4 separate regions of the Mus musculus genome follow, and regions 2, 3 and 4 are each linked to region 1. The links are chromatin loops, found by intact Hi-C in ENCODE. Cell type or tissue: heart. All regions are shown on one strand. Links, peaks and the distances in the headings refer to the core of each region. The heading gives the core; the rest is flanking DNA.

Region 1 (7,221 bases), core at 719-5,718:
AAGGCAGCTTGCAGAGGGTTCTCTACTCACGGCCAGTGCTTGGTTAGTATACATACTGGAGATACCTGCTCTGACTGTCAACCCTTCTCCTCCCTTGATGGGGGAACCACTGGGCTCACTACCACCCCTCCCACCCCAGCATCAACCTGCTCAGGGCCTGGCCTGCAGGAGAATCTTGTAGTTACACCTTTTAAGCAGCACACATGCATGCTGTTCACACATATCCCCACAAGCAGGCACCACATACAAGGGCTGGTAGGGCCAGGACAGGCCATCTGGGTAGAGGATGGGAGAGCCCCGGAGCCTGAGAATGTTAGAAGAGTCCCCTTCATTAGGCTGTGTGGTCAGCGGTGACCACAGGATAATAGCAACCTTAGCATACTCTCTGCAGTGTGCCCCCTCCTCAGGAATGGCCAAGACAGAGAGAAGTGAACAGTCCAAAGCTGGCATCCTATCATAGCCTGCTTTGTTCTGAGAAGACTCCTGGACCAAGGCTGAGGCCTACCAGTACCAAGGATGCCCTGGAAAACTTTCCCCATCTTCCTTTTATCCATATAAGTGCTTGTACTTGCAAAAGGGAGGAAAGAGGGCAGAAGCAGAGGTCTGGAAAGTGGCAAGGGGTGGGTGTGGGTAGACCCAAGGCGGGATCAGGCTTTGGAACGTTGGAGGTTTCCGGCCACAGAGGCAGAGCCTCCTGGAAGCCAATAGGGGCGGGGAGACTCACCAAGAGAAGCTGAGGAGATCAAAAGTTGAGACAGAGCAGATCAGGAGGGAAGGCAGAAGAGAAAGCCTGGCAGAAAGAAGGTCCAAGGGGCTTGTGAGCTGCCCACCAGACTGGGACACTTGCTAGGTCTATACAGCAGTCCTACCCCTGGCATTCTGACCTCTCTACTATTTGGGTGCTGGGAAGCCCAGCTGGATGCAGGCAGCCTGGCTCTTGGGGGCCCTAGTGGTCCCTCAGCTTTTGAGTTTTGGTCATGGAGCCCGAGGTCCTGGGAGGGAGTGGGAGGGAGGCTGGGGAGGTGCCCTGGAGGAGGAGAGAGAGCGGGAGTCACAGATGTTGAAGGTGAGTGTTGGAGGGGCACTGTGGGCTTGAGATGAAGTGTTCAGATGGGTAAAGAAAAGTAAGGGGGTTTAGATGGAACAATGGGTTCAGAAAAGAGCTGAGAGGGTAGGCGGGAAGGAAACTGACATGCATTCTCTGACCCAGAATCTCCAGGAGGCCCTAGGGCTGCCCACTGGGGTGGGAAATGAGGATAATCTTGCTGAAAACCCTGAAGACAAAGAGGTCTGGGAGACCACAGAGACTCAAGGGGAAGAAGAGGAAGAGGAAATCACCACAGCACCTTCTTCTAGTCCCAACCCTTTCCCCAGCCCTTCTCCCACACCAGAGGACACTGTCACTTACATCTGTGAGTATTCAGAAGCCAGGGTGGCCTGTCTGTCAAGCACTGACCCAACTCGGAGGCCAGACACATCAAAGGGGCCCAAGGTCCCCAGATGTGTCTGCCTGTCAAGAGTTTAACCCACTGAACTTCATAGACATGGTCACACATCCCACAGATCGCCTCATCCAATCCGCTTTTGGGAGTCTGAGGGCCGTGCCCTCCATGTCCTTAGAGCCCTTAATTGTGCCTCTAGTTGTGCCTTCTGTCTTTTCACAGTGGGCCGCTTGGCCAGCCTCGATGCAGGCCTACACCAATTGCACGTCCGTCTGCACGTTTTGGACACCCGTGTGGTTGAGCTGACCCAGGGGCTGCGGCAGCTGCGGGATGCTGCGAGTGACACCCGCGACTCAGTGCAAGCCCTGAAGGAGGTCCAGGACCGTGCTGAGCAGGAGCACGGCCGCTTGGAGGGTGAGTCTCAGCAGCACAAAGAGGGCCTAGGTGGGAGGAGGAGACCCATGGAGGTCTGAAGACCTGGAGAAAACGGGTATCAGGATACCAGAGGGTCCACATAGAACTGGGAGGTGCTGGCACATCTAGAGATGGATTGTGAGGTGGGTGAGACTTTTCTTGCTCCAACCTGTGCCACACCCTGAAAGCCCCACCCATAGTCTGGAACCGCCTACACCCTGGCCACGCCCCCGAAGGCCCTGGCTCCACTTCACTAACACACTACTGCTCTAACGAGGCTCCCCTTGGCCCCACCCTTTTCAACCCTCCAAAGCATTGGCCCTGCCCCTGACAGCCTGGCCAGGCCTCACTGGTCACAGAAGTTCTAATCCCTCCTACTATCCACGCCTCCTCTGTCCTCAGCGCTTTGGCTCCTCCTGATGGTTTTCCACCCCTGAAGGGTTTGTCTCCTTTTAACCACGCCCCCAGCACTCCCGTCTTGGCTTCACTGGTCACCGCGGTTCTAACTTTGACTCCGCCTCTTTTTAGCCCCCGTCGCTATAAAACCGCCCCCTGCAGTCCTGGCTCTGCTTCATTGGTTTCCGGGCCTTAGCTCTTTGGCCCCGCCTTCAGTAAGCCTGCCACCACCTCATTGGCCATCCTTCTTATGACCCTCCTTCACCTGGCCCCGTCCTCCACCCCAGGCACCGCTCGACGGCTCAGGCTCCTCCCTCTACCTACCGGACCCGCCCTCTCTCCCCTCCTGCAACCTTGGTTCCACCTCATTGATCACCTAAAGGCCTAGCTTTGGCCTCGCCCCCTCCTACCCGCAACGTTCTGACTCCGCCTCACCCTACACACAGGCTGCCTGAAGGGCCTGCGCCTTGGCCACAAGTGCTTCCTGCTCTCGCGAGACTTCGAGACCCAGGCGGCGGCGCAGGCGCGGTGCAAGGCGCGAGGTGGGAGCTTAGCACAGCCTGCGGACCGCCAGCAAATGGATGCGCTAAGCCGGTACTTACGCGCCGCTCTCGCCCCCTACAACTGGCCGGTGTGGCTGGGAGTGCACGATCGGCGCTCCGAGGGGCTCTACCTTTTCGAGAACGGCCAGCGCGTGTCTTTCTTCGCCTGGCACCGCGCATTCAGCCTGGAGTCCGGCGCCCAGCCTAGTGCGGCAACACATCCACTCAGCCCGGATCAGCCCAATGGCGGCGTCCTGGAGAACTGCGTGGCCCAGGCCTCAGACGACGGTTCTTGGTGGGACCATGACTGTGAGCGGCGCCTCTACTTCGTCTGCGAGTTCCCCTTCTAGAGAACCGGTCTCTGCCCAGGAGCTCTAGTGCACATTTTGCACCGTACACCGCGCACCCTATTGTTAGGGGCCTGGGAGTCGCTCAGAGATTAAGCGTGACCATGAATACATTTTAATCAGAAGAGGTTTTTTATTTTAGATACTGGCACCCAGACTGATTGGGGCCAGGTGTGCTCCTGAGATTGCTTCCAAGATGCATTATCAGCCCAGGGATTTTAAAGGCAAACCCCACAAGATTGCATGTAGCCTGCTTACATGTAGGCCGGAGCATAAAAATTTAACATATATGTCTTGAAGTTGTCCTAGTCATCCTTTGAGCAGAGGAAGCAAGATTAGTTACAAAAACAGAAATCGCAGTTAGTCTTACAACTAAATTTGCTAGGACAGCAAATTTTACAAGGCCAATCAATTTCAGAATAGTCTTCAATATCTGGGAGAATGAGGAAGTAGATGGACTGTTAGTGTACAGCCCACACAAGCTAGGGGCTTTCGTCTGAGGCATATTTTGCTTTGGTTTTTCAAGCAGTGAGTCTAAACTTTTAAATGTAATATTAACCACCATACGTACAATGTGCATTCCGCACCCTGAACTCCACCCCGTGCATCTTCCACTCTGCACTCTATAGTGCACCCTGCATCTTGAGCCCTCCTTGGGCCAGAACTGCCGCCAATCCCGGCTGGTCCCCCAGCCCCAGACTTCTCCATGTCCCCACCTGTCTTTGAAACTTCAAGGTCTCAAATAGGCCCAGTGCCAATAAATCCTTTTAAAATATAATTTGAGGGGTCATGGAGACATCTGACCTTTGTCTTGCCTGGGGGGAAGTTAGGAAGTACCAGACCCTGACTTTGGGTAATTGTGTTTTTGAAGTACAGAATGTCATAGAGCACATGTGCATAGGAACGTACATGTGGTTGTGCACACTTGTGCACAGATGTCTGGAGTATTCATGCACCTATATAGGTGTCAACATCCCTAGCCTGCTTCCTCATGGGGCCTTTAGGACCTGAGCCCTGTCATCATCTCAGTCATTGGCCTTGGTCCTGAGCAGAGACCAAGGAATCGCGAAGGTGTGCTCTAGGTCCTGACATTTAATCTTCTTTTCTGTTGACTTGTGCCTCGGAAACTGTTTTCCCAGTTGGGGTGGCACGGTGAGGGGACGGCAGTACTACTTCATCAAGCCCATTCCAGAGAGGAGAGACCTACCACAACTTTTAAGTCTCACAACCTCCTTAGTATGTGAGGTCACACACAAAGCGAGGACTTTCCTTATGGGAACACTCAGGTTCGCTCAGTTATTTTCCTGCCTGAGAAGCCAAGTCAGTCTTTCCTCTCTGAGCCCAGGTCTCCTAGTCTAATAGCTGGGGCAGTCTCTCCCATTTTGCACGCCTCTTTGGGTGGCCGGGTGCGGCCTTGTAACATGAACATCAGAAGTCTGGAAGTGGCCAAACATGTACCAAACAGCCATCCCTGCCCATACCTTTTATGCTTTATTTTCTGATAGGACAATTTCTTGTCCTGGGCCAGCCTGACCCTCAGCATTGCATGCATGTGTGACTTTATGAGGTGATGTGAACAGATGTCTGTTCACTCCATATAGGGCACCAAAGGCAGTCTGAAGAAATGATTCCACCCAAATCTAGCTGATCCCTGGAGCCCCCACCCCCACCCCATGCCCCCATTTTACAACCTACAGGCAGCTCTAGTGAAGTCTCCTCTCTTTGTCTACTGATTGGATGACCTGGGGGAAGGGCCTTGTGAATTTGTAACTTTCTGAACTTCCTGCTTTCTTATGACCCTCCTTCCTTCCTCCAAGGAGGGATTTAAAAAAAAAAAGATTTATGTGTTTGCCTGCATGTGTGCGTGTGTGCAACATGCATGTGTGTATCTGGTGCCCAAGGAGGTCAGGGAAGGGCCCATAGCATAGAACTTGAGTTAGAGATAGCTGTGAATCACGCCGTGGATACTGGGATCATTCCGAGTCCTCTGTGAGAGCAACAAGAGCCCTTCGGTACTGAGCTTACTCTCCAGCCCCATGAAGTGATATTATATTCAGAAGGAAATAGCTACACAGCAGAGGGGGTCTGCACCCCTTTTCTTGTGTGAGGATTAGCTTTGCATCATGGGTACTAGTTGTATCAATGCCAGGATGAGACACCTGATAGAAACCCCTTGAGGGAGGGGGGGGTTTCAGTTCACTATGGGAGGGACGGCGTGGTGGTGGGAGCAGCCTAAACCAGGTAAACCCGGACAGCAAGCACTTGAAGGTGCTGCCTTTCATATCTGGGAAGCTTGGTGAATAGTTCAGACCAGAAGTGGCGTCATGTCCTCAAAAGCCAGGTAACCCACCTCCACCAAGCATACCTTCTTTCTTAAAAGTTTGCGAAACCCCAGAAAAGACTCACCATCTAGGGACTGAGTGTTCACACACATGAGCCTGCAGAGTATGAGGAGGTAATTCAGAGCCACATCCTAAGGAGCCCAAAGCAGACATCATTATGAGCCCAGGAATGGGTATGTGATCCTGACTGATACACACACACACACACACACACACACACACACACACGCACGCACGCACGCATGCACTCACGCACTCACGCACGCCCGCACCACCTCATGTATGCCTGCACTTTTTACTGCCCAGACTTCCTCATGTTTCTTGACCACATGTGGATCTTTCCCTGTTGTTTCCTGGTTGCTGTTGTTCAGGGTGATTTTCTTTCCTGCATGTGATTTTTAGCACAATTGCTTGTAATACGATTACGCTAATTGTTAAGCAATATCGCCTCAGAAGAACCAAGCCACAGAATTCTCTTTATAATCCTGAGAATGCCTGAACCCTAACTGCAGAGCTGACCCTCTGGCTAGGCTCCATCAGATGATGGAACCAATGGCAGCATTTGAAGATGGACATGCAAGCTCAAGTTCAGAAAATGGGCTGGAAAGGAGAAGGGTGGAGAGGCAGGTAGGCTCTCAGAGTCTCCCCTTCTTCTTCTCAGTGACTCCCCTTCTGACTGCTGGTGCCCCTCTCTCAGCCATGACCCCTTAAATGTCACCTTTGCATACACTGTTGAATGGAGGAGCTATGCCAATTATCTCCAGAAGAGACTCCTCCCTCTATCCCTTCTAGAGGCAATTCTCAGTCCGACAGCTCTAGATAAAGTACAAAACTACAGGAGTCAGTTGGGCCTTTAATCCCAGCACCTCGGAGGCAGAGGCAGGAGCATCTCAGTAAGTTCAAGGCCAGCCTGGTCTACAAATCAAGTTTCAGGGCTACACAGAGACCCAGTTTCGAAAAACCAAAAAATAAATATAAACTTAAAAATTATGTAAATGTAATTTTAAAAGCTGTTTCTTAAAAGGCTTCTATGAGCAGGAGGGTGACACTGGTCAGGACTCAGGCCATTAGTTCTGATGGCCTAATCCTGTGTGATCACCTTGATATGATCTAGTCCCCTGGGAAGAGAGTCTCAATGAGGGGACTGCGTAGATAGCTTAATGTTTAAGAGCACTCATTGCTCTTGCAGAGGACCCAGGTTCAATTCCAAGCATCCACTTGGTGGCTCACAGCTGCCTGTAACACCAGCTCTAAGGAATCCAATAGGCACATATCTGCATTTATAAAACAAAATGAATGGAAACATCAGGACAAATGCCAGGAAGAAGAGTGGCAGTGGCAGCAGCTGTGAGTGAGGCTTGAAGAAGAAAACCCGCTGCTGAAGAGGCTCAAGAGGCTGCGTTTGCAAGTGAAGGGGCTGCAGACAGCAGGCTGCCTTCCCTCTGGGCTTCAGAATAGCAGTGGAGACCCTTGAAGCTCACTCGGTGGAAACAGCAGCAGCAGAGAAAACTTTAAAAAAAAGAGAGCTCTTCTTGGGGATAAGGCTCCACAAAAGCCTGTCCCCAAGACCACTGACAATGAGTCTACGATGAAGCCACAGTAGACCCCAATGGCAAAGAGGTGGCTTATGATGAATTTGCTCCTTACTTCAACAGTCAGACATCTCCTAGGATGTCTCATCGCAAGGTCAGATAGACCTCATGGGAGAATAGTACGACTCTGTAGCCGCTCTCAACAC
Region 2 (7,221 bases), core at 1,152-6,151, 58 kb after region 1:
GGGAGAGGAGAAAGGCTGGTGAGACTCACAAAGACCACAGCTTCCCCATCCACTCCCTTTGTCGCCAGGGCCCCTCAGACCCCAGGGTGTCAAAGGTCCCTGGGGGCACCATGTCCTCAGGATGGTCAGAGCCCAGTGCTGAACATCAGAGGGGTCCTGGTAATATTAATACCCTCCCTTTCTAAGGTCCTAGGGCCATGCAAAGTCCCAAGGGGGACAGTATAGCCCAGTGCTCAGAAATCCACCCAAGAGAATGGCTGACACTTGGTTTTAGAGAACCCAGGACCCTTAGGGGTAACACTTCCCTGTTTCCTTGCTTAAGACAGTTTATGTGGGCAAAGTTGCTTCTACCTCCCAAGGTAGAAGATTTTCGATACATTCTATACTCCCCGCCCCCAATCTTACTCACTTATTTTTGTATGTAGTCCAGTCTGGATGTTAACTCAGGATCCTCCCGCCTCAGCCACCTGGAATGTTGGGATTATAGGCACGTGCCACAGTTACCCCTCAATTGTCTACACTGACCTGCATGCTGTAGACTGAGGTTGCTGTGTCCTTGGGAATGTGGGGCAAATGAGACAGAGACTGGTCTTGGTCTCATGGCTCAGCCCTAGGACTGTTTGGAATTTCCAGGGTATAGTGAACATGTCCCTAAGTGGCTTCCACCCTTCTTCCAGACCTGTTTCCCCCTAAACCAACTCTTCAACTTGCCTGAGTTTGAGGTTAGCACCTCTGTTCCACCCTGCAACTTGGGGGAAGTAATGACTTTGCATTCTGCAAAGAAATGACACCTGCCTAAGACCCTGGTGAGATGTAGTGAACTCATTTGCTTCAAATACTGGCCCTCTTCTCCTCTACCCTACAGTCTTGTTATATAGCACAGGCTGGCCTTGGACCCTATAGTTGTTGGTTGATTAAATCCAAATTATAGAAAGTAACTCCTCTCCAGCTCTCTGTACCTTTTCAGTTCACATCTTTGCCCAGTCCAGAGACTCCGTGTGTTCAGTGCTATGCAGAGTGCTTTGTTATTAGCCCAAGCCCAGTATGGTCAGATAGAAAACATCTTAAGGTCAACAGCAGAGCCATTGTTTTCCCTGTTCCCAACACCTAAGAAACAAGGAGATATTCTCCTAGAGCTGAGAACGTGTTCTTTTTTAGATAACACACATGCCTGTCTTCTGATAAATCTTGTTATTTTAATAATAGAACCTATGTAAATTCAAGGTTCTTTAAAAAATAAAAAGTATCTTTTTTTTGGGGGGTACAAATTATTTGCTAGGCCCTAAACGATGCTCAAAGCTACATTGTCTTCAGTCCACAAATCCAGTGGGCAGGCGCTAATGCCGATATTTTGTTCTCTACTGAGTTTGAAAATTTGGTCCTTTCTGTACCTTACCCAGTCCTTACCCTTAGAAGACAGAAAATACTGCCACCCTCTCTATGTAACTGCAGAGGACTTAGGTGCCTGCCCTTGATGTGTCTGTTCCATTCAGCACCCAGGTTTATTGAGGTGGTTTACTGACTGGTATGGAGTTATGAACAGCAGGTCTGGGATCTTTACCTACACCTGACTGATCCCATTTAAGTTAAGAGTTTTAATATGTAATACCCTATAATTGCGGGTTCATTAAATCCAACTTATAGAGAGTAACTGAAAAGGAAGGTACACTATTTATTTTAGGTGTGGACAGATTAAAAAGTAAAGGCTCTTACCACAGTAAGATGATGATGGATGGCTACGTGGCTTCAAGATACACCTGTAATACCGAAAGGACTTGGTGAGGGTTATGTGTGGGGCCAGCCCACAGGTACAGAACATCAAATTTAGAGGTCCTCAGATCTCCAGGTGTCAAAGGTCCTGGAGGGGCACTGTGTCCTCAAGGGTGTTTGGAGCCCAGTGCTAAACATCACAGGAGCCTCAGGCCTTCTGCAATGTCAAGGCTACTTGCCTTCAGGGATGGTGGCCAAGCTAACACAATAGAAAAGATTGACAAACACAAAATCCACTAGAGGCTCCAAGTTCCCCAGTCCAGTAGGTCCATAGAGATTCCCTATGGACATGATGTTCTGTCTTGGTTCGTAACCTTGAAAAACACAACCTGCAAAGACACACATCCTTCTGAGGAGCCTGGTGGGAGAACTATGGGGGTTCTACAGAGCAAAATGCAAACAAGCAAAACCCTGCTGAGATTTTATATATATAATATAGGCTTATATACATATATATATTTATATAAATAAATAAATAAATAAATGGAAGGCCCAGTGACTTACTCAGCGAGATTTGAACCACCCTGTGAAAGCTGTCTGGGAGATGATTTAGCAAGGAACACAAAGAGAACAGTAGGATTCCCAAGAGGAAAGAGTTTAATCAAGTGTGATAATGGCACTGACCAGTAAGTAGGCAGAAAAAGATTGGTTTACAGGCAAAGGTGTGGTTAAAATATTTTGGGAGAAATATGTAATTTACTTGAGTAGCTGAACCGAAAATGCTTGTACCATCAGGCCCTACAAGACCATCCTGTAGCCATTGTATTAGTATTCTTGCAGGTGAACAAAGGCCTGGCTCCCTTCCTCCTCGTCTACTCCTACCTGCTGCTCCGAAGCAATCCAGTCCTCCACGTGCACTCACTTCCGCCTTGGTAACTCCGTATCGTGTATCTGCCCCTACACCCCATCCTCCTCCAGCCCTCATGTGTTCTAGGTTGCACAAAATTGCCAAAATCCCACACGGGGGAGGGGCAGTGGTAGAGATTTCCTACGGAGAGAACCTGCAGGTAGCACGGGGCTGTCACTGGGAGGAAAGATTCTATGTCACACACCCCCCTCCCTGTCGCCTAAAAAAAAAAAAAAAACCGGGAAGATGGCGGACAAGACCCGCGACGTGAGCAGCAGAAATGGCGTAGCCCGGCTAAGGCAAGACAAAGGAAGGCCTGGCCCGGCATCCCAAGCTCCACAAACCTGGCGAAAGGCATTGTCCCGAAAGTACCCGCATCCGCCCCTTCGAGAGAAACCCTGGTTCCAGCCCGAGCACGCCCGCGGCCCCAAGCAGCGCCCTTGAGCCCGTCCGCGCGACAGGTACACCCGTGACCAGGCCACGGACACCTCGGGACACGTGCTTCCCAGGGTGCAAAGCAGCACCACCGACTGGAAGGTACCGAGGCCAACACCGTGGAAAAACTCACCGGGACAGACCTCACCTCACACGCGATCGCCACAGGCGCGCGCCACCGCCGCGTGTCCCCATTTATAGCGCGCGCTGCCCGTCAGCCCCACCCATCGCGCTCGCAAGGCCCCGCCTCCAGCGGCTCTTGGGCCCCGCCCTGAGGTAGCCCACACTTACGCCTGAGCCGGGGATCCTGCTTTCACGGTGGCAGAAAGAATAAACGTCTGTTGCCCTTAGGACATTCCTGATCAGGTGATAAGGTACGTTGTTCCCAAAGAGGATGAAGAGAATGAAGAACATATCTGAAAGGTTCTTCCGTTACTTCCGTCAGGCAGCTCTTAGACAGCTCCCAAGGAGAGGGCGGGACGAGAAAGCCCCCCATGGGGTGGGGGTTTGGCCAGAACCGGAAATCCCCCGACTTGCCAGCGCGGCAGGCTAGCTCGTTTTTGCTGCAGAAGCTGGGGTCCGCTAAAAGGGCCCACCCGGCAGTAGTCGCAGCTGCGGCGCGGGAGGCAGGACCAGCACACACTGGCAGACTTTTAGGGAACCATGGGTGTGGTGTAGTTAGAGGGCTGGGTTCTGTGATGTGCGGGCCCGGAGCGGGGACGCTAGGGCGGAAAGGAGGGGAATTCCCTGTGCCAGAAAGAGGGCAGGTTGGGGTCTGGACCCCTGGGTGTGAGGGAGGGTGGGTGGTGTCTGGACCCTTGTGTATGAGGGCGTGAGGCTGGAGGGCTGCACTACTGGGTTTGAATCTGGAGGCTGAGATAAGGACTGCTGGGTCTGAGGAAGGAGGCGGAGGGCTGGAACCCCTAGGTCTTGGGGGATAAGGGTCAGGGTTCTGAATACTTGGATGAGCTCGAAGTGGGTCCTCAACCACAGAAGTCATAGAACATTTTTTTTTTAAAAGTCTGCACCTCATACCAGTTCTCTCTTTCTTCATTTTGCCCTCCAAATAGTCTATGTTACACTCTTCAAGCTCTAGATTCCTTAATGTGACCTGAGTATTCTTTGTTTAGCTGGCCCTCTGCTCATTAGGGCTCTTTCTCATTCCGCTGGGGAGACTGGCCTGGGAACCTAGTGGTCTGAAGTAAAGGGAAAGATTCTTCTCTTAGGTAAACGAGTTTCCATTATTGCTGCTGGCTCACACCAGAGGAAAGTCAATAGTTTGATGAGACAAGGCCTCTCTCTCTAGAACAGGCTGGCCTTGAGCTCAGAAAGCTCCCTGTCTGCTTCTGTGCTTGGCTCCCGTTACCACATTGATGGTTAATATGGTCAACTTCTCCAAATCTGGTATTACCTAGGAAAGAAGCCTTGGAGCATACCTTGTGGAGAGTTATCTAGGTTAGCTTAGCCGCTGACCATGCACAGGTTATCTTAGTTGGGTTAGTTGACCTGGGAAGGCACACCCACTATTGGGGAACCATGGGCTGCATAAATGGAGAAAGCTGAGCACCAGTGTAAATGTCCCTCTGACTGCAGATGCAGTGTGACCAGCAGCCTCCTCAAGCTCCTGCCTCCTTGACCCTCACCTTACCTCTCCATGTGATGAACTGCACTTTGAACTGTGAACCTGTCCCCTTACGTGGCGTTTATCAGGGTGTTTTATCATAGCAACAGAAAAATAAGACACCTTTCTCTTTCCCCATAGCATGGACCCCCTTACCTTCATCTATGGGCACATACATTGCATCTGTCTGCACAGTATTGACACTGTTTATTTGATTACTTGTAGATCTAGTATAAGACAGAGTTGTTACTCTGTTTAAAAATGGACGCATTTGCTTGGGGAATGTGGCTCAGTTGGTAGAGTGCCTGTCCAACATGAAGGAAGCGCTGGGTTCATCCCTAACATTAGACCAGGCATGCTTGTGTCCACCTAGAATGCCAGCAAGAGACTGAGAACTTAGATTCCATCTTGGCTACATAGTGAGTTCCAGACCAACCTGAAATACATGAGAACACATCTAAATTTTTTCCTTTGAAAATACAATGTGCTTATTTTAGATTTATATGTATGAGTGTTTTGCTTGCATGTGTGTGTGCTTGGTACCCTTAGAGGTCAGATGGGAGTGTTGAAACTGGAGTTCTGGGCAGTTGGAAACCGCCATGAGGGTTTTGGGGATCAAGCCCTGGTTCTCTGTAAAACTCTTAAAAGCTGAGCCATCTGTCCAGACCCTTGTGACTTTTTTTTTTGATAACTCAATTATACAGTTTTTTTATTTTTATTTTCATTTGTCTGAGTGTGCACGTTGGGGGGGGGATATGCATATGTATGAATGCAGTACCTGCAGAGGCTAGAAGGGCAGAGCTGGAGTTACAGGCAGTTGTGAGGTATCCAATATGGATGCTAGGAACCATACTCATTCTTCTGGAAAAGCAAGCAAGAACTCTTAACCACTAGGCCATCTGTCTTAGGGCTTTATTGCTGTGAAGAGACACCATGGCCAAGGCAACTCATAAAGGAAAACACTTAGTTGGGGCTGGCTTACAGTTCAGCAGTCTAGTCCACTATCATCATGGTGGGAAACATGGCAGTGTGCAGGCAGACATGGTGTTGGAGGAGCTGGGATCTACATCTTGATTCACAGGCAGCAGAAGGAGCCTATGTTCCACACTGGGCAGGGCTTGAGCATAAGAGACCTCACCACCAAACCTACCCTCCACAATGACACACTTCCTCCAACAAGATCACACCTACTCCCACGTGGCCACTCCTCCTTATAGGACCACTCCCATGAGCCAAGCATTCAAACACATGAGTCTGGGGGGAGGCTATACCTATTCAAATCACCACACCATCTCTCCAGCCTTTTGATCATGCAGTTCTTGGTTGCCTCTATTCTACAGACAAGGACACTGAGTCCCAAGTGGGTCAGCCTTGCTATGAGTCATGGAGGTAGTCAGGAACAGTCTCTAGACCTATGCGAGTGAGCAAAGGGACCCTCCTTTCCCTGCATGGGACACGGTAACCTTTCCCCACTCATCAGAAGCCTCTTGGCCCCACACCTCCCTCCTCAAACCGGACACTGAACAGACTTGTGTTGCGGGCATTTGGGAAGAAGAGAAAGGGGTGGGGAGGCTGGACTGCAGGAAAGGACAGGAGGGGAGCTGAGGATATGAGCAGGATTTTCTCAGAAAAGGTGAGATATTGATGGTACGACTAAAGGGTGGAGCTAGGGAACAGTAATGGACACCTTTAATCCTAGCATTCAGGAGGCAGAGGCAGGCGCATCTCTGAGTTCCGGCTAGCCTAGTCAAAACAGACCCTGTCTCAATAACAAAAAAACCCCATGACAGACAGTAAAAGCTGAAAGTCAACTGTTCAACATGCTTAAGCAACTTGTTGTGGTAGTGACTCACACCTTTAATCTCAGCACTCTGGAGGCAGAGGCAAGAAGATTTCAATGAGTTTGAGGCCAGCCTGGTCTACAGAGCAAGTTTCATGACAGCCGTGGCTACACAGGGAAACCCTGTCTTGAACCCCCCCCCCAAAAAAAAAAAACCCATCCAAAACAAATCAAAGCCCTGCCATTTGTTTCCTGAGGACCCTCACCCCAGTCTCTTTTCTGACCTTTGACATTAGACAGAATCCCTTTTCTATCCCTCTACTTAGGAGGGAAAAGGTGGACAAGGTAGCGGGTAAGGAAATATAGCAGTTCCATGAAATGCTTTATTCACCATACAGAGCCAAATAAAGAAATACTCTGGGCAGAAGATATTTTTCTTTAAAATATAAATTAGTATTCTGGGTTGAAGGGAGTCAGAAATTACATAACTTGAGTATGGGGGGGGTGTTGTCAGGCAGCTGACAGCCATTGTTAGTTCATTGTCATGTCTTAAGACCATGTAGGCTGGAGTGATAGGATAGACCAGAAATTGATGTAGTTCAGATAGGAGAAGAAACCTGAGAGAGAAAGAGGGCAGAGGACACAGAGGTCAGTAGGCTAGCCTCACCTGGTACCCTACACTGTCATAACCCAGACCCTGCCCCATCCTTAAACCCCAAATCAACTTCACCCTCACCTTGTCCCTAGCCCACCCCAAGCCTACAAGAA
Region 3 (7,221 bases), core at 1,033-6,032, 56 kb before region 1:
ACCCTTGTGCCTGTACAGCTGAAGAGAAGAGGGAGAGAATAGGTCATGTGTGCCAATGACTAGCCAAGGGAAACGAGAGGCCCATCAGCTAATGGTAAAGTGGGCAAGAAAGGGGTCATATGTGAGGAACTTATCAGTCAAGTTCCAACCAGCAGGCTGGAGTTTGGTATTAACTGTGGTGCAGAGGGCTGGAGAGATGGCTCAGTGGTTAAGAGCACCAACTGCTCTTCCAGAGATCCTGAGTTCAAATCCCAGCAACTACATGGTGGCTCCCAACCATCTATAATGGGGATCTGATGCCCTCTTCTGGTGTGTCTGAAGACAGTGTGTACTCACATACATGAAATAAATAAATCTTAAAAAAAAGTTTCTGGTGCAGAGTGTTATTTTTCTCTTGCATTGCTTCCTTCAGGCTGCACCTAGCCAGGAAACAGTCTCAGCGCCGTAATGGAAGGGTGGATCCTGTAGCTTCCAGATGATATCTCAGAGCCTAGCCCCTGAGATCTAACTTTCCTGAGTGGTATGCACACTGCTGGGTGATTCTCTTCTGGAAAGAGTTATGGCCTCAAAGGGTTCTTGGCAGGTGACACTGGGTTCTTTTGTTACTAGGATCCTTCCTTGTTGACCTCGAGTCTATGGAGGAGTCCATGTCTCGGAGCCTGGGCAAGCCTGCCAAGTCCTCGTGAGTACTCCCTGGTCCCGCGACCTGTGACAGCTCCTGCAGAGGTGACAGCAGCAGCCCCTGACCTGAGAGTCCCTTTCCTTGCCTTGTTCTCCCTTCCTCCCTTCCTTTGCCCTCTATCCTTCTCCTCCCCTCTCCTCTTTCTTTCCCTCTCCTCCACACACACACAGGAAGCAGTACCTGCGGCAGGTCATCTCGGAATATGAGGCGCTGGATCGGGAGCTCCCGTGTATCCGAAAATTCTCAGAACCACCCTCTGCCCAGCCCCTCTGCCTTTGCATGGAGACTTCGGTGAGTGGCCCAGCTCTCTGCACAGTTCAGGTGGTGATGGGATCAGCGGATCAGACCTGAGGTGGCCGGCGGTTTAATTCAGGTTAAGGACTGGGCATGGTAAATCTGTGTTCATTACTGCAGCACTCTAGCAGTTCAAGGTCAGCCTCAGTTACACGGTGAGTTTGAAACTAGCCTGGGCTACCTGAGCTCATGTCTCAAAGAGAACAACAAAAAAACAAAATCACACACACGCACACACACAGAGGAGACCATGATTGCTTGTGTCTGGCGTTAAGAGGCACCTACTGTATACTAGGTGCAAGCTTTAAGGCATCCCTTTAGAAGTCTATGTGACTTTACTCTTTCATGGGGGGCTGTTGTCCCCATTTCATCTCTCCTTTCCTTGGTGTCTTTAAGAAAGGGACCCCAGTGTACTGCCCCAGGTACGAGGCATCTCTTTCCAGCTCAGAAGCTAAAGCAGGCCTGGTTAGCACATGGGTGGGAGGAAGAGGCCTTCCAGACTGTCCTAACAGGTGGAGGCCAGAGGACAACTCATTTCTCTCCTTCCACCTATAGCAGGTTATAGGGATTGAACTCAAGTCATAAGGTTCACACAGTAAGCGTCTTTACCCACTAAACCAGGAAGCCAGCCCATCAACAGTGATTATATATACTTGGACAGCTGTTTTTCGCACTTTTCCACTATGGCACATCTCCTCAAACAACAACTTCTTCTTCTTCTTCTTCTTCTTCTTCTTCTTCTTCTTCTTCTTCTTCTTCTTCTTCTTCTTCTTCCTCTTCCTCTTCCTCTTCTTCCTCCTCCTCTTCCTCCTCCTCTTCCTCCTCCTCTTCCTCCTCCTCTTCTTCCTCTTCTTCCTCTTCTTCTTCCTTATTCCTCTTCTTCTTCCTCCTCCTCCTTCTTCTTCCTCCTCCTCCTTCTTCTTCTTCTTCCTCCTCCTCCTTCTTCCTCCTCCTCCTTCTTCTTCCTCCTCCTCCTCCTCTTCCTCCTCCTCCTTCTTCTTCTTTTGGTTTTTTGAGACAGGGTTTCTCTGTATAGCCCTGGCTGTCCTGGAACTCACTCTGTAGACCAGGCTGGCCTTGAACTCAGAAATCCGCCTGCCTCTGCCTCCCGAGTGCTGGGATTAAAGGCATGCGCCACCACACCCGGCTCAAACAATTTCTTCTGACCCTTCTGATAACTGCAGCCCCTTAACTTTGAAATCACCTGTTCAAATAGAATCCTCCAGAACTGTAAAGCACTGTCCATGGCTGGTCTCTGGGAGAGTTTCCCTGTAGGGCGGTTATTACAATTTAATTAGTCTAGTTTTTCAGAATGATCTCGAGTAGCAGATGCCTTCACACCCGAGAGACACCTGTGGTCACCCCTTTTGACAAGAGTGTCATAACCTAGCGGGTCTGTAGGTGGAGTCTTGGACCAGGCTCCAGCCTAGGAGATAAGGGCTGAAGTTGATGCATGCCCACGCAGGAAGACTTTACGCACGTGGAGGTGCTGCAGGCTTTGGAGGCCGAGCTGCCCGGGGCCATGGAAAGCGGGCGCGTGAACAGCATCCGCTACGAGAATATGAATGTCATCTGCGGTACTGCGGGCCGCAGGGACAGGTGAGACCATGCATGGGAGTGGTCTAGGGTGAGAGGCTGAGGAACGTAATTGGGAGAGATGCAGCCAGGGAGCGTAATGCTCCATAAACTGAGCTGGGAGGCGGAATTAGAGTGAGAGTGGGAGAGGGGCGGAGCCTAGCATCAGTGGGGGACGGAGGGGGGAGGACACAGGGGGGGTGGGGGGACGGACACAGAGGGCGTGGAACCTAGAGGAGGCTGGTGGTTGAAGTCAGAGTGTAGAGGCCAGTGAGGGATGGAGCTAAAAGCAACTGAAAGACTTGGAGCCTAGAGTGAGTTGAGAAGAGGCGAGGTGAGAGGATGAGGTCAAGGTGAAGGGGAACAGTGAGTTTTGAGGCCCAGAACCACTCAGAGGGACGGGTCCTAGGTTGAGCGGCACTTTTGGCAAAATCAGAATGAAGATAGCATTGGAGGGCTGGCCTGGGCTGGGTAGCATTTAGGGAGGAGTCAGAGTCAGGATGACATTGTGGGGGCAGGTCCTATGCTGAAGGGCTTTTCTAGCGGAGTCTGAGGAGACAGTAGCGAGGGCGGGACCTGGCGCATTCCCAGGTGAGGTGAACGATCCAGCTGAGAAGACCGCAGTGACGCCCGCAAGCGAAGGGGGCCAGGGTGAACCCAAAGACGTCTCTGGGCCTTCACTTCGCCCACAGGTGGCTCATCACCGTCACAGACTTCCAGACGCGGTCACGCCTGCTGCGCTCCGGGCTCACCCTCCGTGGAACCGCGTACCCACTGGTGCGCCACGACGATTTACTGCTGGGGGACTACCGTTTGCACCTGCGCCGCTCTCTGGTCCGAAGGCGCATGCTCGAAGCCCTCGGGGCGGAGCCTGCCGACGAAGATTGACGCACAGCGGGGGCGGGTTCCAGCTGCACCCCGCCCCCAGACCCGGCGAAACGAGAAGGCGTGGCCTCCCTAGGAAGGAGGCGGGGCCGGCTCGAGGGGGTGGATACTGTGAGTTTAATTATAAAGAATGACCTGATACAAAAGCCATTTCTCTCGGCAAAGTCGTGTTGGGCGTGGGGGGCGGGGCGAACCTCCACTCTCATCCACTCGGCCAGAAACGCCAACCTGGTCACAACCTATCCCTGCGACCTTGCAGGACGAGCTCAACTCCTTTCAAGTCCCCTCCCGCCCCCTTGGAAGACAGTTCTAGGGCTTTTATTTCAGGTTTTTCCCCCTTTTGGATTTGTGTGTTCTAGGGTTTTTTTTTTTAATTTTTATTTTGCTTTGTATATTTTTCTTTTGCTATTGTTTCTCTTTTTGCTTGGTCTCTCCTCTCCACCCCGCTCCCCCATCCAATCCCTCCCCCTTCCCTCTCCCCGCTCCTTCACCCCCACCCCCACCCCTTACGCCCTCCCCAACCCCGCGGCACCCATCCGGAATTAACAAGCCCTTGATAGACAGGCGCCGCGCAGGCCCCCTGCGGACGGGGGGCATCCGACCAGGGGGAGGGGGCGGGTAGGGGCCCAGCGCCACCACCTCTCCAGCCCTCGCCACCCCTCCCCCTCCCGTGACCCTCCCACAAGGTTCCCTGCATTTCCCTGACGTGGTGAGGGGAGGGGGCTGGCCCTCCCCTCGTGGATGGAGCGCCCCAGGGGCGCCTGGGGACAGCTATAGGGAATGGGGTGGGGGGAAGGAGGGGAGCTCCCTTCTTTGGCAGCTGAACATAGGGGGGAACCTGAGGGCGATGCCTTCTCCCCTTTTATCCACAGCAGGGGAGGGGGCTACCTAGGGGAGGAGAGGTGGCTTTAATTCCCAAGCCCCAGAAGCAGGGAGGGGGAACGTGCGGGGAGGGAGGAGCCATGCTGTAAGGATGGGGGCGTAATCTGGGAGAGAAGAAAGGGTTGGGGAGGAGAGGGGAATCTTCGTGCAAAATGGACAGACAGATGAATGGTCTAAGAATGACAGGACTGGGTGACAGCCTAGTGAGCTGGGAGCCAGCGTGCATGCGCAGGGTCTCCTCTCCCTAGGAAAAGCAGGGGGAGGTGAGCGAAGACCTAGGGTGGGTGCAGAAAATGAGAAGAGAGGACTGGCTAAGAGTATGCAGAGAGGCGAATACGCAAACCAAAAAGAGGCCAGGCTCTGCAGGGCAACTGGGGAAAGTCATCTAGAAAGATCAGAACAGCGCAGCAAGCACATCCCATACCTGAGCACCATTAAAGAAGGAAGAAGAAGAAGAAGAAGAAGAAGAAAGAAGAAGAAGAAGAAGAAGAAGAAGAAGAAGAAGAAGAAGAAGAAGAAGAAGAAGAAGGAAGAAGAAGAAGAAGAAGAAGAAGAAGAAGAAGAAGAAGAAGAAGAAAGAAGAAGAAGAAGAAGAAGAAGAAGAAGAAGAAGAAGAAGAAGAAGAAGAAGAAGAAGAAGAAGAAGAAGAAGAAAGAAGAAGAAGAAGAAGAAGAAAAAGAAGAAGGAGGCTGGGGGCAGGGGTGGAGAATGGGCCGGGGAGGGCAAGTGCACAAGAGGAAGTGTGCAAGGGTACACAAGAAAGCAAGGAAACCGGTGAACAGAAGTAGCCTGGCGTGGTGACGCACGCCTTTAATCCCAGCATATGGGAGGCAGAGGCAATCTCTGAGTTCCAGGACAGCCAGGGTTCCACAGAGAAACCCTTTCTCAGGAAACAAAACAAAACAGCAGTGAACAGGAATGTGAAGGAGAAGGATGAGGAGCCGGGGGAGAAGGGGTTAAACATTTGGAAAGAGTTCAGGGCCATGAGTGTGAGGGGTGTGCTAAGTGTCAGAGAAAATAGAGAAGGCCGGGCACAGGAGTGCCACCATGAGAGGGAGAGTAAGGGCTTAGGGGTGGCAAGACAGGAAAGTGGCCCTGGACGTGAGAGCGGAGGTGAGTGTGTTCAGAGCATGTACAGAGAGAGCAGAGAGCACGGGTGGCCAGGGGCTATGGGAGTATGCCTGGGTCTGGGAGCAGGAGAGGGAAGGAAAGTCCCATGTGTGTCTGCAGCATGGGACCAGGGTGGCTAGAGAAAGAAAGGGTGCAGTAACCCCTCTCCCCCAGAAGCAAGTATGCAGAGAGCAAGCTAGCGAAGGCGGTGGCGCTTGAGGAAAAAAAAAAAAAAAAAAAAAAAAAGAAAGAAAAGAAAAAAAAAAAAAGAATGCAGCGTGTTGGGGAGCGGAGAGGGCCTCAGCAGGCCAGAGGTGTGCAAGACAGCCAGGGGGCAAGCTTGTGCAAAAACTGCAGCCAGGAAGGGGAACAGGCGTGCAAGAGGCCGGGGGCTGGGCAGCTGAGTGTGCCACGGAGAGAGGGAAGACTGAGGGGCCTGGAGAGGTGAAAAGGGTTATTTGAGGGGCGCGAATGATGGAATCGGAGGGCACACCTTCCCAGGACCCCATCAGGTCAGGCTCTGGGCTGACCCTCTATGGCTCTGTCTGTCCCCCCACCCCCAGTCGGCCTTTCCCTCCTTCTTCAGTACCCCTTTGTCATTTTTGTCTAATCCCCCCCTCTACTCCACTTGCAGTCTTGTGTCAGCTGCCCACCTCTTGCGAGGTGCCATTGTCTGGCCCGCATCGGGTCCACCTGGGGACCTCAGTCAGGCCTGGGGAGATGGGGCCAGGCACAGTTTTAGCAGAGTCCCTGGCCCCCTGAGGGGAGAGGGGAGAGAATGATGGTCAGAGGGGTCAGAGGTCAAGAGGTCAGCAGGCTCAAGGGTCCTATGGACGGGCTGGTCCGTCCAGGCCAGCCATCACCTCTCCAGGAAAAATTTGAGAGCCCGGTCAATGTTCATACGGTGGCCCACCCTGGTCACGCCCAGGTCCACATAGTCCTCCTTGGTCAAGGCGGGCAGATGGGAGCCATCAATCTCGTGGTCCAGGAACTGGGCTCGATGCTCTGATAAGCCCAGCCACTCCAGCCAATCAGCGACGTCAAACTTGGTCCAGAACCCTAGAGGCTTGGCGCCGAACGGCTTGTCCGGGGGCAGCGAGAGCAGGCGGGTGGGTGATAGGGAGCGAGAGGCCCCAGACAAGGCTCCTCCAAGACCCCCAGATATCCCGGGGTGTGGTGGCACAAAGACGGGAGCGAAGGGGTCAGCCGAGCCTCCTGCCCCTCCGGTCGGAGAGCTACGGATGTCGAAGAGGCCCGGGTAGAGGGGTCCTGAAGGCAGGATGGGCAAAGAAGAGGGCCTGGGCGCTGGGCTGACCTTGTGATCCGAGGCAGGCAGCAGCGAGGGGCTGGGTGCCCGGCGGAGCAGCGGAGGCCGCATCTCAAATTCCACACCCTGCAGGTGTCTGGTGGAAGCTGAGGCAGATGAGGCTGAAGGGGATGTAGCTCCTGGGGCTGCAGCTGTTGAAGAGGAGACCCCAGATCCGGTGGGGAGTGGTGGCAGAGGGGGTTTAGGCCAGTTCTGAAAGATGCTGCTGCTGGGTTTGGAGAGGAGAGAGGTCTGGGAGTCTTCGGAGAGCCTGGAATGTGACAAGGGGTGTGGGGGTGGGGCGACAGGGGGAGGGGCAGGGTTTGGAGGAAGTGTTCAGGGCCGGGGTGAAAAAGGCAGAAGCCATGATTCAGAGGGAGAGACACAAGGGTGGGGGCAGAGAGATGGAGAAGATGGGGTGGGTGGTGGTGGTAAGGGAGGGTCAGATGAATGTCAGGGCAGAAGTGAAGGGTGAGAAGAAGGACAG
Region 4 (7,221 bases), core at 1,534-6,533, 160 kb before region 1:
CAGGGACTTTGTTCCTGAGGGGGCCAATTATAGCCAGTCCTGTCTGCTGCCTAGTTCCCCCTGCGCCTGGGAAGTCAAGGGGTATGGTCACAGGCTGCTGGACCCATGGTCATCTTTGGGGACTACTGTCCTTCTCACTGATGGTCTAAACCTTAAAGTGGAGTGATCCTTGCTTCTGCTTATATTATTCTGATTTTGGGAGGCGACATGTTGGTTTTTGTTTTCTGTCTCCCTATGGGTACTGGCCTGTGACCGAGAGCAATCCCCAGGAGCTGAGCCCAGGCACAAATAACAAAAGAGCAGATTTATTGAGGCAGCAGTGGTTGGGGGAGTGGGGACCCTAGGGCAGGGTGCAGGCCTCCTGAGGCCTGGAGCTGCAGGCCCTTCCAGGCACTGGACACTTAGGACTGTGGGAGCAGGCAGCAGATCAGCTTGTGTTCAGCCAGCAGCCGGCCTCCTCCACCTCCTTGGTCACCACCAATAGCACCTCGCACAGGCCTTGGGCCAAGGCAGCTGCCAGGAAGGTCCTGAGGGGGAGAGTGGAAGACTGAGGTCTCAGCAGTCCAGGCGGGTCCATCTCCTTGCAGGGCAGTTCCAGTGTTGGCCCCAGCCTGTCACTCTCTTTACCACTCACCTGACTCCATCCTCGTCCCCCAGGGCTTCAGGGGCCCGGAGCTTTGAGTCCAGATTATAGTAGATGCCATCTACCTGTCGCAGGGCCACCCAGTGTCGGCGGCGCAGTGGCAGGGACAGCAGCCCCAGCGACACAGGAGAGGGTAGGTTCAAGATCAGGCCTAGTACCTGGGGCAGGGCCAGCTGGGACAGGGGTCTGGGGAGGGGAGGGATATAGCATGAGGCCCCAGAGTCACTGAGGTCTGGGTTGCGGGCCACAGAGGCACTTGGATCCTGCTTCCTTCTCCAGAATGAGCGTCTATTCACTCACTGACCCATTACCCTCTTATCTGTCAACTCCAGCTTTGGTTTGTTTAGGCAGGGTCTCGGGTATCCCAGATGTGCACCACTACAGCAGTTGATGGAGTGCTGGGGATGGAATCCTGGCCTCATATGTGACGGGGAAGCCTTCTGCCAATGGAACCCCAGAACCTCAACTTTTTGTTGTTTGCCCTTTTGACCCAGGCTCTCCATATGCAGTCCAGGCTGGCTTCCCGCTTAGTCCTGCCTTGGGCCAACAAGATGGCTCCACTACTCTTGACTAACTTCTGTCTTTCCCACCTTAATCGTAAGTTACTCATTTGGCTACCCTTTGGACTGGTACCAAGTTTATAAGTTCAGCCCATCGTTCAGTCAGACCCCATCTGCCATAGCCTCCCTGGCTCCCTTCAAGCCACCCTCTGTGTCATCCCACACGCCCAGAGGCAGTGCAGCCCACAGCCTAGGCCCTACCTCCTCCTGTCCCACCACACAGCGGCCAGGCCCAGGCCCTGCAGGGCAGCCATGATCACGTTGACATCATAGTTGCCGGTGCCCAAGAGACTGCGATGGGGGTTCAGCCGGGAATCTGGGGCTAGCCTGGGAAGGAGGGGGCAGAGCCAAGGTTTGAAATCCTGGAAAGGCCTCCACCTTCCCACATGATAGGAGAGGCCCAGAGCCTGGCCTTTGACGCGTCTCTCTTCAACCCCCACACAGTTTATCATCCTCACGTCCTGTTCTCCCTCCACCCCTGAGCCCTGTACTCTTAGACTGGCTAAGGCTTTATCTTTTCCCACTCAGAAACCCTTCCCAGCCTCTAGTCTCTCCCTCTAGCCTACCTTCAACTTCCAGGAGCCTGAGTTGCCCTGCTCCCTTCCTACTTCCACTTCTCCCGTGACTCCCAAGTGCTCTGGACAAAGTCCCTGCCCCTCCATTCTTCCCACTCGTCACGGTCTCTCTCCAGACCAGCTTCAGATGTCATTTCTTCTGGGAGAGGAGCCTTCAGACCCAAGACTGTGCTCAGAGTCCCTGGGTGATAGTCACATTCATGCCGCCATATCTGAATACAGAGTGCCCCTTTCTTTTGGGAACACCCTGCCCTACCCTGCTCAGAGGCATCCCTAGTGCCCTATCATCCCAGGACAGACGCCCACCTCCTCCAGTGGCAAGCAGGCCCTGCATAGCCTCAGCACCAGCTCTTAGCAGCCACCCATCCCAGATGTCCCTGTGCCCAAGCCTTCCCTCTAGCTCTCCCCAGCTCTGTGGCCCTGCTCCTCTGTAGGCCTGGACCCTTGGCGAGCAGTGTCAAGAGGGAGCCACTCATGTCTGCAGCTCTCCCAGCCTTCTCCCCCTTGTGACATCTGCCTCAGCTCGAGCTGCTCAGCATGTCCCTGGAGAAAGAGCTGGAGAAAGAGAGATGCGTATGTTCTAAGTAAGTCTGAAGTTTACAGATGAGGGCTGCCTGTGGATCTGGGCAAGGACTACAGGCTGGGGTGTCTATGTGCCCATAGAAGCACCCTGCAGCCTAGAGGTGGGAATGGGGAGAGAGATTCAAGAAAGTTTCTTACAAAAGTGATGGTTGAAATTGTGAGGCGCAAACAAAGGGACCAAGAAGGGGAAAAAAATGCCTTGTGTAACATGGGAACAGCCTGTTGGAGGCCTAGGAGTACATCGAAGGATGAAGCTGCAGAAAGGTAGGCAAGGACCCGAGCACACAAGGCCTTGAGTTCAGCCTGAAGGCCCGGGGCTAGTCCCTAGGAGTTCTGGGGAACCAAAGAGGGATAGAAGCAGAGGAGGGGGCAAGCAGCTGTGGGGCTGTGTGTAGGACGACCAGGAGAAGAAAAACAGACAGCTGGGAGGTTGTGACAGAGGCTCAGATAAGAGAGGTTGAGGCCAAAGCTGGGGCTGAGGCTGTGAGAAGCAGCAGGTGGGAGGGCAGGCAACAGCTCCTGGATCGGAGCCTTGGCCCTGCTAGGGTCCCAGGAAGGCTCCCGTGCCTCTCTGAGCCCTGCTCTTCCAGGGCGGGGAACAATGGCAGTCACCTCTTGCAGATTTCGTCGGCAGCCTCCTGGCTAAAGAGCTGCTCTTGAAGGACGTTGTTGAGAGCATGGACAGCACACAGCTCTAGCCGCTGCCGCTCATGATACACTGAGGGTGGACTCGGCCTTGCTTCCGGAGCCTGAGACATGCCCTCCTCAGCTCCTGCTGCGGGGTGGGACAAGGAGGTGTTAGGCACCTAGGATCTTGCTCATTCGGTTCTCTAGATTCCTGGGTCCCTGGGCAATGGACATTGAGATGGGCACTGGGGCTAGCTTAGGAGGCCGTGAGGCCCTGACCCTATTTCCCAGGCTGTCTCCAGAGCACAGAGACACCTTTTGAGCCCAGTCCTGGGAGTGGGGGGAGTAGAGGCTCTCATCTGCTCACCTGGCAATAGAGACCCACCCCCACTACATGTCTCCAAGCAAAAGGGTCCTGATCATCATCACCTAGCAATGGACTACCACCCCTTCTGTCCCTAGGAAACAATACCTTTTTAGTTCCCAAGCAACAGAACAACCCCACCCTCTGGGTATCCTGGTCCGTTTTCTGATCACCTAGCAATGGAGGACTCCTCCTTTCCCGTCTCTGGGTAACAGGGTCTCTTCTGGTCGCCTAGCAACGAAAGACTTCCCCTCCTCAATAACCAGGGTTCTCGCCTCCCTTCACCTGGCAACGAGGCCCTCTACCAGTTACTAAGCAACAGGAGCCCCCACCTTTTCCTGTCACCTGGCAACCAGGCACACTCCCACCCGCCTTTGCTTGTCGCCCGCCTGGCCCTCACCCCGCCGGCCTTTCTGCTCCCCGGGACCGACCGCTTTCGCATTCCCTAGGCAGCGACCGGGTGGTAGCACGCTGACTGAGCAGGCGAAAGGGACTACAGCTCCCGGCGACTTGCGCGCGCCGAACTGCGATTCCCGAAGGCCTCCGTAGGGCGTCTAAATAGGACGCGCAGTCCGGAAGTCCTCCGGGGCTGCTCTGCCGCGTGGGACTACAACTCCCATCGGACAAAGCAGCCAGTTCTCGTTCTCTCCCAGGGCTCACTGCTGCCTAGAGGTTTCTGGGAGTTGTGGTAACGAGTGATCTCGCGATAGCTTTCAGGGGGCTGGTTTGTGTATGAGCTCGCACGCTGCTGCTATGGCGTCATACTCAGTGTGTAGCTGAAGCGTGACGACATAGAGGTGGGGACAAGGAACCAAAGAGGCCAAAGAGAACAGTGGGCTGAACTCTGATGTTTACTGGGACCCATAGTTGTCAATATGACAGTAAGGGTAGTAGGGGAGGAGACTCAGCAGAGGTGGATCCCAGGTCTGGAGGTGAGCTGACAGCAGCCTGTGGGGAGAATGAAAAACTAGGATGACAACACAGACACATGCAGGTGGCCATGGTGGACGTGGGTTTTGGAAAAGGTAATGTGGTACAAGTCAAGGAGGATACTCAGAAAGAGATGTGGCATGTGGATGTAGAGACCTAGAGGGGGACCCAGATGCTGAGAGAAAGCGGGGCGGGGAAAGAGAGGCTCATAGAGCCTGGGAGTGAGAACTAAGAATGAGAAAAGACAGAAAACTGGGGTTGGGACACCCAACATGTGAGCTCTGCCGAGCACAAACGCCAAGGGACCCTTGGAGGGGCCTGCCGCACCCAGTAGGCTGTGCCAGAAGGCTGTAACAGTAGCAGAGCCGGTGACAGCGCCAGGCTGGGCTGGGTTCTCTCTGTGGGTGTGCACGGCAAAGCTGCGACCTGAAGGCCCTGGGGGTCCTAGCAGCTCCACATCCACCACGTGCATGTCGGTGAGGCTGCAGCCGGCAGAGAAGTGCAGTCAGTCCACCCGGAGTGTACACAGCTGTGCCACCTACGCCCTGTGCTTACCTAAGGTCAGCCACAAGCACCCCAATGACACGGTCGAAGCCTAGACTGGGGGCAGCCAGGGCAGCAGCTGCCATGGTGTTAGAGTTTCGGGGGGCCAAGGGACAGAGCCCACGCACAGGGCCCTCATAGAGCACTGTGCGGGGCCCACTACTGTGGGCTGCAGCCAGGGGTCCCTCCAGCCGGAAGCCATCAGGATGTGTGGCCATGGTGACTCGAAGGCTCTGGAAGCAATGGCAGGGTCAGGAGATTGAGACTCTTACATGTTCCGTCTGGCAGCCCAGACAGTCCTCACCTGGAGGCCTCCGGCTGCATCCAGTCTGCTGATGTCTTCACTGCCCCATAGGGCCCCTCGGGCCACAAACACAGTGTGGCCCCAGCGCTTTGAAGCCTCCAGGAGCTGCTGCTCTGTGGTCTGGTCAGCCAGAGCTGAGGGGGATCCCACCTTGGGACACGGATGGTAGAGAGAGGCAAGGCCAAGACCCAGATTACTGCTGGAGGGTGGGATGCAGCCAACACAGAGAGGGACTCACTGAGGGGCAAGGAGGCTCACCAGGAGGTTTGCATGGCGAAGGATTTGTGCCCCAGATTCATGGATTATTTTGGGGTGGGCCACTTCTACCACAAGGTCAGGGTGCCTAGGAAGAGAGACATGGAGGGGGAGGGCCTTGGAGAAGAGTCAGGTCTCCTGTCTCCCAGGTCCTCAGGGTTTGGAGGGATAGCACTGCTTACCCTGGCTGAGGGAGGGGAGTGGGATAGTGGGTGCATTCTAGTTTCTCTTTATATGCACTGAGACTCAGAAAGGGTCAAAGGGTTGTCTGACACAGGGAGGCAGGAAGCAGCTTTGGGGAGGCTCCTTCTGTGGGGCGCTGACCTTTCCTCAAGGGCAGTGAGGTCTTGGAGCTGCAGGGCAGGGGGCACACTCCCTGCCATCCGTCCAGGGTCACGGTTCCACACAAAAACAAGTTCTAGGCCCAGTTCTGATCCCTGAGCCAGAAGGCGGGACACAAGGGACTGTCCTGCAGAGACAGGAGGGCTAGGGATCCAAGGAAAGGAGAGAGACCCTCCCCTCCTAAGTCAGGGAGATTGGGGGTGGGGGGGGGTCAGGGACCTAGAGACAGAATACAGTCAGAAGCCCAGAGAGGAGAGGCAGACAGACACACAGACAGAATACATAGAAACCTAGAAAGGAGAGACAGAGATGCCCCACATACACAGAGACACATACACACAGAGACAGAGACACAAAGACCCAGACACACACACAGAGATGAGAGCAAGAAGAAAGACAGACAGAAGATGGGAGAGAGAAGAGGGGAAGGTGGGGGGGGGGAGAGACAGAGACAGACAGACCTTGGAGACCCAGAGAAAGGACAGAGACCTAGAGAGAGGCAGATACCCAGAGATAAACACTCTCTCAGAGGGAGAGACACAGAGAGACAGAGGGAGGCCCAGTGAGTGGGCAGAAGGCAGGCTGGGCTGGCAGGCTGGGGTGAAAGATAGATGGAAGCAAATGTTTCTGGAACATTAGGAACAGGGCATAGAAAGAGACCCCAGGCCAGGTCTTACTCACCCAGGCGGCCATAGCCCACCACCCCCACCTTGTAAGGAACTTGAGGGAGCGTACTGGTGGCCATGGTCTTTAACAAGGTACCCTGCTGTGGGGGATCTGCTGTGCTTGCTGGCCCCTGTACCAGGCCTGACAGTGAATGAACTTTGGACTTTGACCCCTGACTCTCTCCACTGAGGGAGGGAACAGGATGGGGAGGGTGTCCTTTTCCAGCCCTCTGCCCTCCTGCTGGCTGGCATGGTGGCTTGGAAGCTAGGCCTTGCATGGCCCTATGTGCCCACTACCCCACGGCCTCCTGAGCAGCCCACATTCTCCCATTCCTGCTGAGGTAGAAAATTCCCTTTACAGCCCCCCTCCTCAGTCTGGCCAGCAGGTTGTCATGGAGACTGCATTTTCCTTGGGATGGGGGAAGAACTGGGGACAGGAATTTAGGTCTCCCACCAAGCCCCTTACAAACCTCTTGATCTCCTTTTTTTCCCCCCTCTAAAGTCTAAGTGGAAAGGTCTGGCTGGAATGTATGTGGTCCTGCAGGCCCCACCTGTGTCCTGTCTTTCCCAGTCCTCCGTGCTCCTCAGTCCTGGCTGGAGTCCCCTTCTTCACTCCAGTGTCTGATTGTCCTTGAGCTCACCTTAACTGTCCACCATTCATTCCACCTTGAGGCCACAATCTCCAGCCTCTTTGTATTCTTGGTCCCCTGACCCCCTCCTGTCTCCTTTCCTGTCCATGAAGAAGGGACCTGCATGGCTTGGGGAGTCTCTGAGTGTCCCAGGATGAGCCCAGCCACTGGCTGGCAGGCCTGGCATGGGACATGTCAGGCT

The links. Peaks named below come from ENCODE experiments on the same cell type or tissue, not always from the same donor. Only the 100,000 strongest peaks of a DNase experiment are listed, where the experiment ranks them.
Region 2: it touches region 1 in a loop (3-fold over the local background); 3 of 42 quality-filtered maps call a loop at or near these places.
Region 3: it touches region 1 in a loop (2.2-fold over the local background); 12 of 42 quality-filtered maps call a loop at or near these places.
Region 4: a loop joins it to region 1, with 2.4 times the contacts of the local background. A loop is called at or near these places in 2 of 42 quality-filtered maps.

The regions. Positions count from the first base shown.
Region 1 is chr7:44,300,464-44,307,684 of GRCm38, reverse strand. Clec11a (C-type lectin domain family 11, member a) reads left to right here and starts at 726. Exons shown (of 4, transcript NM_009131.3): 1 at 726-1,066; 2 at 1,211-1,412; 3 at 1,665-1,856; 4 at 2,699-3,919. The coding sequence starts at 920. The coding sequence ends at 3,144. It also overlaps the pseudogene Gm7238. In heart, for the core only: a CTCF peak has its summit at 2,745; DNase peaks (open chromatin) are centred at 986 and 2,664; H3K4me3 peaks cover 2,292 bases; H3K27ac peaks cover 2,191 bases; H3K27me3 peaks cover 512 bases.
Region 2 is chr7:44,242,788-44,250,008 of GRCm38, reverse strand. 2410002F23Rik (RIKEN cDNA 2410002F23 gene) reads right to left here and starts at 3,287. Exons shown (of 6, transcript NM_025880.4): 1 at 3,186-3,287; 2 at 1,714-1,757; 3 at 410-467. It overlaps LOC115486841 (a small nucleolar RNA gene), which reads right to left and starts at 1,919; the gene lies at 1,829-1,919. It overlaps Gm36864 (predicted gene, 36864), which reads right to left. Exons shown (of 5, transcript NM_001378657.1): 5 at 6,823-7,070. The coding sequence ends at 7,003. Snord88c (small nucleolar RNA, C/D box 88C) reads right to left here and starts at 154; the gene lies at 71-154. In heart, for the core only: no CTCF peak of the experiment used is centred there; DNase peaks (open chromatin) are centred at 2,758, 3,298 and 3,568; H3K4me3 peaks cover 3,025 bases; H3K27ac peaks cover 2,281 bases.
Region 3 is chr7:44,356,404-44,363,624 of GRCm38, reverse strand. It overlaps Shank1 (SH3 and multiple ankyrin repeat domains 1), which reads right to left. Exons shown (of 25, transcript NM_001034115.1): 25 at 5,272-7,005. The coding sequence ends at 6,288. It overlaps 1700008O03Rik (RIKEN cDNA 1700008O03 gene), which reads left to right. Exons shown (of 6, transcript NM_027049.1): 3 at 610-682; 4 at 853-973; 5 at 2,442-2,575; 6 at 3,244-3,582. The coding sequence ends at 3,439. Among named protein-coding and RNA genes, the nearest start is that of Gm39001, 14 kb to the left of the region's middle. In heart, for the core only: no CTCF peak of the experiment used is centred there; DNase peaks (open chromatin) are centred at 2,624, 3,464 and 4,234; H3K4me3 peaks cover 3,191 bases; H3K27ac peaks cover 2,329 bases; H3K27me3 peaks cover 3,301 bases.
Region 4 is chr7:44,464,721-44,471,941 of GRCm38, reverse strand. It overlaps Aspdh (aspartate dehydrogenase domain containing), which reads right to left and starts at 6,507. Exons shown (of 7, transcript NM_026690.1): 1 at 6,407-6,507; 2 at 5,708-5,852; 3 at 5,387-5,471; 4 at 5,129-5,278; 5 at 4,837-5,057; 6 at 4,609-4,763; 7 at 4,191-4,299. The coding sequence starts at 6,470. The coding sequence ends at 4,256. It overlaps Josd2 (Josephin domain containing 2), which reads right to left and starts at 3,962. Exons shown (of 5, transcript NM_001205071.1): 1 at 3,752-3,962; 2 at 2,973-3,135; 3 at 1,405-1,530; 4 at 635-829; 5 at 284-527. The coding sequence starts at 3,118. The coding sequence ends at 428. Mir7052 (microRNA 7052) reads right to left here and starts at 1,595; the gene lies at 1,531-1,595. In heart, for the core only: a CTCF peak has its summit at 3,889; DNase peaks (open chromatin) are centred at 3,971, 4,991 and 5,181; H3K4me3 peaks cover 3,419 bases; H3K27ac peaks cover 4,871 bases.